Linked DNA regions of Homo sapiens: region 2 is linked to region 1. Evidence: read pairs that join two places in POLR2A ChIA-PET (ENCODE). Cell type or tissue: OCI-LY7. All regions are shown on one strand. Links, peaks and the distances in the headings refer to the core of each region. The heading gives the core; the rest is flanking DNA.

Region 1 (5,379 bases), core at 184-5,183:
AAATAATTTTGAAAGGCTATATCCTGGTCCCTTTGAGCTCTTTTAAAAACAGTTTTTTAAAAAGAGAGAAAGAGAAGTCTCCTAAAAGTAATTCTGAAAATGTTAAAAGAAAAATACATGTTTTAAAAATCATAAAATTTTATATAAATAATAACTTCATAGCATTTGGAATATTTTTTATTATTTTATAGAAATAATTTCACAGCATCTGACCTTAAACAAAGCTTAAAATAAGCTAAAACTTGGGGAAAAAATACTATATGTACCTTTAACATGTGCTTGGTCTCCTTGGAAAGAAACACATCATTTAATACAACACTACGGTCAAAATGGTTGCGGTACCATATTGACCAAAGTCCTGATGTGTTCTCATGAGTCTCTATGTGAAACTGGGTTGCAGAAGAGTCCATTCTAAAATACCTGTGAACAGACGACATGCATGCTATCAGGCCTGAGTGTGGGACAACAGTCAGCCCTCTTATGAGCCTCTAATTGCAAAAACAGGAGCATCATAAAACGTTACTAAATGAAAGCTAGCGCCAGAGACAACCTCGGCAATCGCCTCCTTCAACCTTCTGGCTCACATAGGGAGCAACTGGAAGCCCGAGGGGAAGCAACCAGGCTGCGGCCAGCACAGCTCACAGAGGCCGCCAGGACCAAACCAGAACCTGAAGCCAACTCAGAAACACCATGTGAATATGTACTCTTTTCACACATCTGGATGCCTGATGCTGAACCTATTTCATAAACTGAATTATTTCACTTCCTTTTCCCCACTCAGCTAATATCCCTTTCACTGCCTGTTAGCAATGCTAAGGCAAGGGGAGGCAAGGCCAGTGAGAGAGAGAATCACACAAATCATATCACTATATTTTTAAACCATTTCTAGAGGGGAAAACAACAACAACAACCATACAAGATTTCAGGGAAAGTGGAAGTAACCTACCCCTGAGCCACAGAAGAGAAGAGGCATGCTTTTAGTGTTGGAGTGTGTGTTGTTTTCTTCACATCTTCTATAATTCCACTGTCACATGATGTAGCTGCTTTGTGGTATAAAGAAATAAATGTGAAGCTTAAGTACCTTTTCTTTCATTAAGCCTGAACAAAAGATATATGTCTTATTTATAAATTTTTATTCACTTTTCTGTCTCCATTAAAATAGTGAATCAGACATAAAAGGTAACTACTTTCTCAAATGTTCCTGTCATCTTCTTTGTTGCCAATTATCCAGAAGTCCATACTTTTAAAAACCAACTTCTCTACCAGAAATGACAAAAGTGAAACAAGAAGCTCACTTGGCAGAGTAAAATGTGTGGAGGCACGAGCAAGAAAGGAATAAAACCTAAAGAGCAAAAGGGAGCTGACCAGCAAAAAGTGGGCTGCATTTGAAAGCAGTGCTGATTGATCAAAATAATACTTTTAAGCTCTCCTTGATTAGGTTATAATATTGAGTCGCTTGTGTTCAATTCTTAACTCTCTGATGCTAATAACCAACTTTTTTAAAGTTATATATATGGTTTTTAAAAATTCAAACACTAACAAAAAAATGTGAAAATAAAATCTACCTTTCTTCACCCTGACTCCCAATTATCTTGGAGGAGGCAGCTGTTAGCAGTTTCTGCAACATCCTTCCAGGTGTTCTGTGCATGTATAAGTACACAGATATCCTCTAAAAAAAAATTAAATGTACACACACTGCTCGCATCGCTGTCCATGCATGTTTCTGAACACTCTCTCACATCTGAACACAGATGATCAGCTGTTCTGTCCTAACAAACACACATTTCTTATAGGTACAGTTTTGAATACATACATATCTGGAGGATAAACTCTTAAAACTAGAATTAAGGATCAAAGAGTAAATATGTGCATTTTAAATTTTCATAGAGATTTGCCAATTTTCCCTCAAAAACAGCCTGCATAGACTCCTGTCAAAAACCTAACAGTGCTTTCCTTCCTAATCGTTATCAACACAGAATATTAAGCTTTAAACTCAAAATTCTACATATGTGGCAGAATAAAAGTGGCATCAACAATAGTTTCTACATCATACTATCTTAGAACTACTAAGGCTGGGACTTCTTGAAATCAAACGCATTCCCTTCACTTTTTTGAAACCATGCCTAATCTGTAGTTGTAGAAAGAGTTGCCATCATGACAACCAGATAACAAAAGTCAAATGACAATCTGTTTAAAAATCTGTACCTTTGCAGGTAAAAGAAGCAATTTTTGTAAAGTTTGTTGTAGAAGTAGGTAGTAGTACTGGTTCAAACTGCAGAGACAGAGCATCTCTCTGTGAGAAATGGCGTATATCCTGAAATAAAAGAAAAGTCCCATGTGACTACTCTCAGCTGGGAGAGTATTTATCCAGTTTGAATGAACCGTTAGAATAAATAGCACAGACCAGCCATACATAGCAACTGCTCAGCATCTGTGCCATAACCATATGGAGGGGATGCTGACAATCTTCATACAAACAGAGGTTCAAGCAAGGGCAAATGGGCTTAAATTAAAGCAAAAAAGAATAAAGATAGTGCTTCTGTCTCTGTTCCTGAAAAACCCTCATATTCTACAATTAAATGCACACTTGCAATTTTAAAAGTTACTTTAGGTAAGCATTTACAATTACCTGTATCCATATAAGGCTGTTTCCTGAATGTAATATATACATATTTACTGCTGAATCATCTGTCCAAAAGAATCAGAGTATTAAAGCAGAGTATTTAATCAGAGATTAAAACAGAGCCATCTCATTCTCACACCTTCATATAATCATTAAAATACCACATTACACATTTCTATAAAAAATGTTAACTTGTTTCTCAAAACTGAAATCAAAACTAGGAGGTGTTTTCTTTTTTTTTTTCTTTTTTAATCACAAGAAAAAAGATCCTCATAAAAATGCCTACCAACCTAAGCCCTCTAAATGATGAGGAACTACCAGGAGCAAAATTCTGAGTTTAGGGTCACACAATGCTCTTCTGAATGAAACTAACCAACTGGACGACTTCAAATAAAGCTATGTTCTCCTGTTGATTAGAAAGCTCCTCATTTCCTCATTTGGATAACCACATTTGGAAAGAAGAAAATCCTGAGATCTCAGGTTTCAGGCTTCCTTTTAGCCCTCACCCACAGAAGTGGTCCCCATGGGTCAGGGATCTGCCCTCATAGATGTTCACTGGCCACTATGAGAATCACCAAGCACTGAGGACAGGAGAGCTCTCCTGCTGATCCAGCACTACCACAGCCAGCTCTGAAGACTGAAAGGTAAAGGCTGTTTAACCAATTAAGACTGCCAAAGCAGGGCACGGTGGCTCATGCTTGCAATCCCAGCACTTTGGGAGGCCAAGCGGGGAGGAATGCTTGAGCCCAGGAGTTCAAGACCATCCTGAGCAACACAGGGAGAACCTGTCTCTACAAAAAAAAAAAAAAAAAAAAAAAAAACAACAAAAAAAAACGGTTTAAATTAGCCAGGCATAGTGGTGTGCGCCTGTGGTCCCAGCTACTTGGGAGGCCAAGGTGGCAGGATCGCTTGAGCCCAGGAGGCTGAGGTTGCAGTGAGCCGAGATCACATCTCTGTGCTCCCACCTGGGCTACACAGCAAAATCCTGTCTAAAAAAAACAAAAACAGAAACAAAACCAAAAAACAAACAAAAAAACCCAAAGAATAAAAACCATACTTTCTTGAATATGAATACAAATATACAGTCACATTCAGAAGTCTTGATAACCAAAAGATACTAGTATACTCTACGTTAGGAATTTCATGGATCACAGAATGTGTCTCTGAAAAAAGTTCTTAGGAAGTTAAACAGATGAATGCATTTATTTCTGATAAGTAGGACACACATTTCCAAAGATAAAATTCATAAAACTGAACACTAAAATTCTACCTAACTTGTCAAGCATCCAGGAACAACCGCAACCTATTAGCTATTTAAAATACAAAACAGCATGATGTGGTTAAATGAGCTTAGGCAAATCATTAAAAGTGGAACAAGAAACCCAAGACTTCAAATACTTTGTAAATATTTATATTAAACTGTCATGCCCATTTAATTTCCTTACTGTCTCCAAACATGAAGAAAAATTATTCCTAAGGAAACTCAGAATAGTTTGCAGTTGTCACTTCTCCCCAAAATAATACAGCCTTCTTAGCAGTTGTAGGTTGAGAACCAGTTACTACTACAATCACTTAATAATTAAAGCAAAGGCTATTTGTCTTGGTTTGCTATGATACAATCTGTTCATAAATGCTATAGAATGATGATGCAGACTGATGAAAATATAATAAAATTTTTAAACATTCCACCTTACCTGAGGTCTCAGATTCATCTGTAGCTACGTAAACAATAGAGAGATGATCTAACAAATGTTGTGTGTTTTCTTCAAATTCTTTTGAAAAGTTTTCCATTGTTACCATTATGCTCATTTGTAGACGCAAAACATCATCAGATTCCAGATAACAACCCTATGGTTGGAAGGAGGAGGAAAAAAGGAAAAAAAAAATCATCTCAACTTTGTGGTTTCAAACTATGGAGGAAAGGAGAAGCATTTAACGTAATGGGACGTGTGTGAGAACAGAATATGCTGTTTTGTGTTTTATTTTATTTTATTTTATTTTGAGACGGAGTCTCACTCTGTCACCCAGGCTGGAGTGCAGTGGTGCGATCTCGGCTCACTGCAAGCTCCGCCTCCCAGGTTCACGCCATTCTCCTGCCTCAGCCTCCCAAGTAGCTGGGACTACGGGCACCCGCCAGCACGCCTGGCTAATTTTTTTGTATTTTTAGTAGAGACGGAGTTTCACCGTGTTAGCCAGGATGGTCTCAATCTCCTGACCTCGTGATCCACTCGCCTCGGCCTCCCAAAGTGCTGGGATTACAGGCATGAGCCACAGCGCCCAGCCTTGTGTTTTATTTTTAAGCAAAGAGGCAGGAGGAAAGCAGAGAGAAAACACTACACATTTTATTTTACCTTTAATTGCTGACACACTTTATTATGTAAACTGCATTCCAGTTGCACCTGCAAGAGGCTAGTATTAGTGGTTTCTGCCTAAAAGAAGAAAAAAGGAGGAAAAGAACTTTAAGTAAAAGGCTCAATCTCACACTAATAATAAACAATTTATCAAGTATTCAGAAACTACACTTTTTCATTTATTCAATAAATATCTGAGTATCTGCTAAATGCTGGGCATTATTCTTTTTAGTGGATACACAACAGTAAGCTAAACAGAGAAATCTGTTCTCAGGACTGTCACTGAGCTTACATTCTAATGAAAATCATAAGTTCTCCCTCGGGCAACATGAAAATTCCTTATTACACCTATAAGCAGGTGAATATGTTCTAAATATACACAGGAACACTGGAGTTTGGTGTTTC
Region 2 (5,379 bases), core at 260-5,259, 82 kb after region 1:
TTAGCCTCATTCTGCTTCTGGTAAAACCCCGTCTAACTCAGAAGTTAAGTGACTTGCCCCAAATCATATCACTAGTAAGTTGTAGGACCCACATCATGACTCTTTGTCCTGAGTCCGGCCATGAAATGAAGGCATTAATTTAATATGCACCAATTTTTTTTAACTATTAGTATTTCTGTTTACCCAATAGTATATCCTAACAGGTTTTTTCAAAATATCTTAGTTACTTTAAATAGAATTTTGTATAAATAATGAGTAAATCTGAAAATAACAGTAGCTCATAGACAGAAGCTACTCATTTTGCCTTATTTTAAAAAGCTGTCCCTTTTATGCCAAGTCACTTGAACCTTATCCTACTCTATCCTACCTAAAAGGTTAATCCTGTCCTATCTTTGTACAATTTTACAAGTGATGTTATGCTCCCAGAGAAAGGAGGAATAACCAAATCCCTGAAATGTTCCCCCGTATTCTAAAAATGAATAAAGGAAAAAGTGAATTAAATGAGAAAGTTATAGCAATGGAAAACATCACATGTGCATTTGCTAAGTGTTAAGGTTTTTGAGAAAGTTTCTAAGTGAGAAAACACTCTCCAAGTTAAGTGTGAGAAACTGAAATTATATCTTTGTTTTAATGTAGTTTATAGAGTTTAAGATTAGCCTTTAGGCATCTCTGAGTTCTTCTAACTAAAAATAAATCTCAAGTATTTGGGTCAATAGGAATAAACATGGTCAGGAAGAGTAGAGGAAAAAAAAAAGATGACCCTGCAAAATGAGACTTTGCAGTAATTGGCTTTCTAGAAATGTTACATCTAGGAAAAGGGTCATTGACCCCTAGTTATCTTCATAATAGAAGGTAATAATGTGAAAAACCTAAGACATAGATTTCTCAGGAGTGACAATCAAGAGTTATAGCACTTCCAGGGCAGAGAGATCAAGTAACAAGAAATTATAAACACCAAATGCTCTAAGCATCTTCTCATACTCAAAGCAATCTGCATGAATTATCTCCATCCCAAATAATGTATGACTAATACCAGTGTCATAAGATAGTTTCAATAATTTGCAATTTTCTTCTATACGCAGAAGTTTTTCAAAGTAATGTTAAACTGAACTTTTTCAGCAGAAGCCATTTCAATGCACATTCAGCCATTTGAAAAGCTTCTATGGTTTAATGATTAGTTTACACATAATTCATTTTTCAACCAACGCACAAGTTAATATATCAATGATCCTTCGTGTTAACTCCCAAAGAGTCAGAATAAATGATACCTTACAGAAGCCTAGGATTGAGTATACTAATAAGGTTCACTGTGACAAAGAGAATGCTAGCTGCCAAACCCAGTAGCTGTTTTCCTGTCCTCCTTAAGAAGACATTTTGAAACAGGCACATGGCTGCAGAAAAGACTCCTCTTCCCAGTCTACCACTTGCAGCTGAGATGCAACCATATGACTAAGTTCTGGAAATGAGATGTATATACAAGTTTGGGACAGCCGCGGTGGTTCACACCTGTAATCCCAGCACTTTGGGAGGACAAGGTGGGAGGACTGCTTGAGCCCAGGTGTTGGAGACCGGCCCGGGAAGCACGGTGAAAACTCATCTCTACAAAAAATTAGCCAGGCATGGTGGCGGGCACCTGTGGTCCCAGCTACTTGTGAGTCTGAGGTGGAAGGATCACTTGAGCCCTGAATGTTAAGGTTGCAGTGAGCCGTGATCATGCCACTGCACTCCAGCCTGGGTAACAGCAAGACTCTGTCTCCATTTAAAAAAAAAAAAAAAAAAAAAAACCCTTTGGGGGATACTTCCAGGAAGTGACCTGGAAAAGGTAGAGGGGAAATCCTACTCTAGCTCCTTCCTCCATCCTGGAGGGGAAATGAAGATGATCCTGCGGGTTGGGCAGTCACCTTGGATTAGGAGACAGAGGAGGCATGGCCTTGATGATTATGAAGCTGTCACCTCAGTCCTGGCCTGCCCTCTGCTCTCTCAGATAAGCAGTATAGAGGAAAGCTTCTATCTCATTTATGTTACTGGGTTTTCTGTCTCATGAAACTGGTCCTAATCCTAACTGATATGCTTCTTCACCACCATAGCAGTGACAGTGATGATGGTAAGAAAAGTGATGGCAAGAAGTAATACAACACCTGCACACATACCCTGAGACTCCTTACCATGTGCCAGAAAATACAGTAGAGGCTTTACTCACATTATTTACATTAATACTTGCAAAACTCAGCTGGGCACAGTGGCCCATACCTGTAATCCCAGCACTTTGGGAGGCCGAGGCAGGCGGATCATGAGGTCAAGCGATCGAGACCATCCTGGCTAACACGGTGAAACCCTGTCTCTCCTAAAAATACAAAAAATTAGCCGGGTGTGGTGGCACGCGCCTGTAGTCCCAGCTACTCAGGAGGCTGAGGCAGAATTGCTTGAACCCGAGGCAGAGGTTGCAGTGAGCCAAGATCGCGCCACTGCACTCCAGCCTGGGTGACAGAGCGAGACTCCGTCTCAAAAAAAAAAAAAAAAAAAAACTTGCAAAACCCCTGTGAGGTGGGCATTATAAGTCCCACTTCTTTAGTTAAGCATCCAGTATGGTCATTATTCTTGCTATTCTAAAATTTCACAATATGCTTGGTGGGATTCTCTAAATCCACTGTGCAGGGTACTTGGCGTACCCTGTTAATCTTCCACTTTCATCAGTTACCATATTCTATCAGTTATCCACTTTCTATCTTCCAGAATTTTTTTTTAACTCTATTATCAACTGATAGCATTTCTTCACTATAGGTTTTTATTAACCTTTTAAATTTCTATCTGATCATTAAACGGCGTCTCTGGAGAAAGAGGAGACTAAGCCATGTAGTCATTCCATCGATTTTCACAACTAGGAAAAAAGTGCACATGCCTGTGTGTGTGTGCATGCACGCGTGTGTGAGCGTGTGTGTTTCTTTGGTCTCAATAGGCTAAGATAGTTCTAAATCATCCAGATAAAGCTTAACAAGGCCAAATGTAAATATTTGTATTTTAAAGAAGGCAATTCATTACTTAAGTGTATATTGAGAAAGAGAAGTTAGCAGTTCCCATTAAAATAAAAAGAAGATGACGGACCCAAAGGTTTTTGTTTGTGTTTGATCTTGTTTGGCCATAAAATAACACGATCCAAGTAGAAAGACACTGCTACTAGAAGTGCTAATGAAATCTTGGGCTTCATTAAAATAAGTAGAGTCCAGACCAAAAAAGAAATGGATTCACTACATAGGGCACCATTCAGATCTCAACAGAATCACTCTATCCACTATTGGCAAAATTTAAACTAAAAAAGTTCTGGGATGGGTGTGGTGGCTCACGCCTGTAATCCCAGCACTTTGGGAGGCTGAGGCTGGAGGATTACTCGAGCCCAAGGAGTTCAAGATCAGCCTGGGCAACATAAAGAAACCCTGTCTCTACAAAGGAATATATAAAAATTAGCTGGGGGTGGGGAGGCATAAGCCTGTGGTCCTAGCTATATGGGAGGCTGAGGCAGGATGACTGCTTGAGCCCAGGAGTTTGAGGCTGCAGTGAGCCATGATTGTACCATTGCACTCCAGCCTGGGTAAGAGAGTGAGACCCTATCTACTCTTGCAAAAAGAAAGAAGGGAGGGAGGGATGGGACAGAGGGAAGGGAACGGAAGGGAACGGAAGGGAGGAAGGGAGGAAGGAAGGTTGGTTCTGACCAAGTTAACATTAGGACTGACTGAAAAACATGAGGAATAATTTAGCCTGGGCGAGTTAAAAAAAAAAATTTAGGTAAAACCAACCTAGAGAAGAGATGTGATAACTGTCTCAAGTCTGTGAGACTGGGATCTGACGGTGGAAGACTAAAGAGAGCAAATGTGAAGTCAAAATCAGAGAACATCTTTACAATGAGAGAGGCTCAAAAATGGAAAGTCAGTTTCAAAGGTGAACTTCCCATCACGTGAAGTGCTCAAGCTGAAGCTGAATAACCAATCAGGGTAAGAATGTCATAAGGGGCTGGGCACGGCGGTTCACGCCTGTAATCCTAGCATTTTGGGAGGCCAAGGTGGACAGATCACGAGGTCAAGAGATTGAGACCATCCTGGCCAACATGGTGAAATCCCCTCTCTACTAAAAATACAAAAATTAGCCGGGCATGGTGGCGCGTGCCTGTAGTCCCAGCTACTTGGGAGGCTGAGGCAGGAGAATCACTTGAACCCAGGAGGCAGAGGTTGTAGTGAGCTGAGATTGTGCCACTGCACTCCAGCCTGGCAACAGAGCGAGACGCATCTCAAAAAAAAAAAAAAAAATCATAAAGATCTATTTCATCACTGGCAGAAAGTGGAAGACTCCTGTCAAGACTGATAAATCCATGGAAGATGTGCACATGGAGCCATATCACACAATGCGGCAGGTCAGCAACAATGGGCAGACAAGCGCTGGGCATCCTCCAAACCTCCCGAGGCCATGTCTGAGCTACAGCGACTGGAGGCTGGGCACCACTAACCGCAGGGAGGCGACTGCCCAGAACCAGTGCTCACAAGTTACAAGGCGCAGCCTCGGAGCCCTGAAACGGTTAGTTCAGGCCTGGCCCATCCCTAAACACTAACAGAAGAAAGGAGAGACATGAGTTGTGCCTAGGATGAGCCACAGAGGTTTTGGAAAATGACAGGCTGTCCAAGTTCTCTACGTAAGACTACATTCAAGGAAAAGGACAACAAAAACAAACGTTAATACTAAGGGGCAACTTCCAGCTTCCCACAGTTCCAGGCTTACATACCCCAAATGCAGAATTGGCTACATTGTGCAGTGTTGTGAAGTTTCACTTAATTCCAGTGGGTTTTTTTCCAAGAAAGGTTGGCAAAAGCTCTAAGTTGATATAACTGCAAAGTCTGGAACAGACTCTCCTCTGCATTTGTTGCATAAACTCCTAAATGGCAGCTTCTCAATTTCCAGCTCCTAACTACTAGTTTCCAGAGTGACTGAAGGAGAAAAAGATGAGAGCAAATGGGAAGCCAGCCTTGCTCAGTAGGGCCGAATGAGAAGACCCTGGGGACCAAAGGGCCACAGGATCTCAACTCCTCATTGTTCACACTCTCTATAAACCCTAAGGGGAAAAACATTTGCATCTTGTGAAGAGAGAGCTTGAAAGAACTCTGCTCACCCCCCACTTCCCTACCCACCTCCAAAAATACACACACACCCACACGCTCTCTCACATAGTGCGATTAGCCATGTATCTAAAGAATGTGCAGCCTCTATTCCAGAATCCTGCAAAAAACATTTTTATGAACCAATTCACTGAAACACATGTTCCAGGATGTCAAATTAAATAGCGAGCTGGGAATGAGTGGGAGAGCAAAGGAAGCTGGCCTCAGCCCTCCTTGGCTC

What was found. Peaks named below come from ENCODE experiments on the same cell type or tissue, not always from the same donor. Only the 100,000 strongest peaks of a DNase experiment are listed, where the experiment ranks them.
Region 2: POLR2A ChIA-PET joins it to region 1 with 6 read pairs; 9 of 35 experiments call an interaction of 5 or more read pairs at or near these places.

Annotation. Positions count from the first base shown.
Region 1 is chr4:153,580,499-153,585,877 of GRCh38, reverse strand. TMEM131L (transmembrane 131 like) reads right to left here. Exons shown (of 35, transcript NM_001131007.2): 8 at 4,975-5,052; 9 at 4,318-4,471; 10 at 2,630-2,688; 11 at 2,206-2,314; 12 at 947-1,043; 13 at 267-420. Among named protein-coding and RNA genes, the nearest start is that of TLR2, 100 kb to the left of the region's middle. In OCI-LY7, for the core only: no CTCF peak of the experiment used is centred there; no DNase peak of the experiment used is centred there; H3K27ac peaks cover 4,707 bases.
Region 2 is chr4:153,498,349-153,503,727 of GRCh38, reverse strand. All of the region lies in intron 3 of TMEM131L (transmembrane 131 like), which reads right to left. Among named protein-coding and RNA genes, the nearest start is that of TMEM131L, 35 kb to the right of the region's middle. In OCI-LY7, for the core only: no CTCF peak of the experiment used is centred there; a DNase peak (open chromatin) is centred at 5,097; H3K4me3 peaks cover 132 bases; H3K27ac peaks cover 1,165 bases.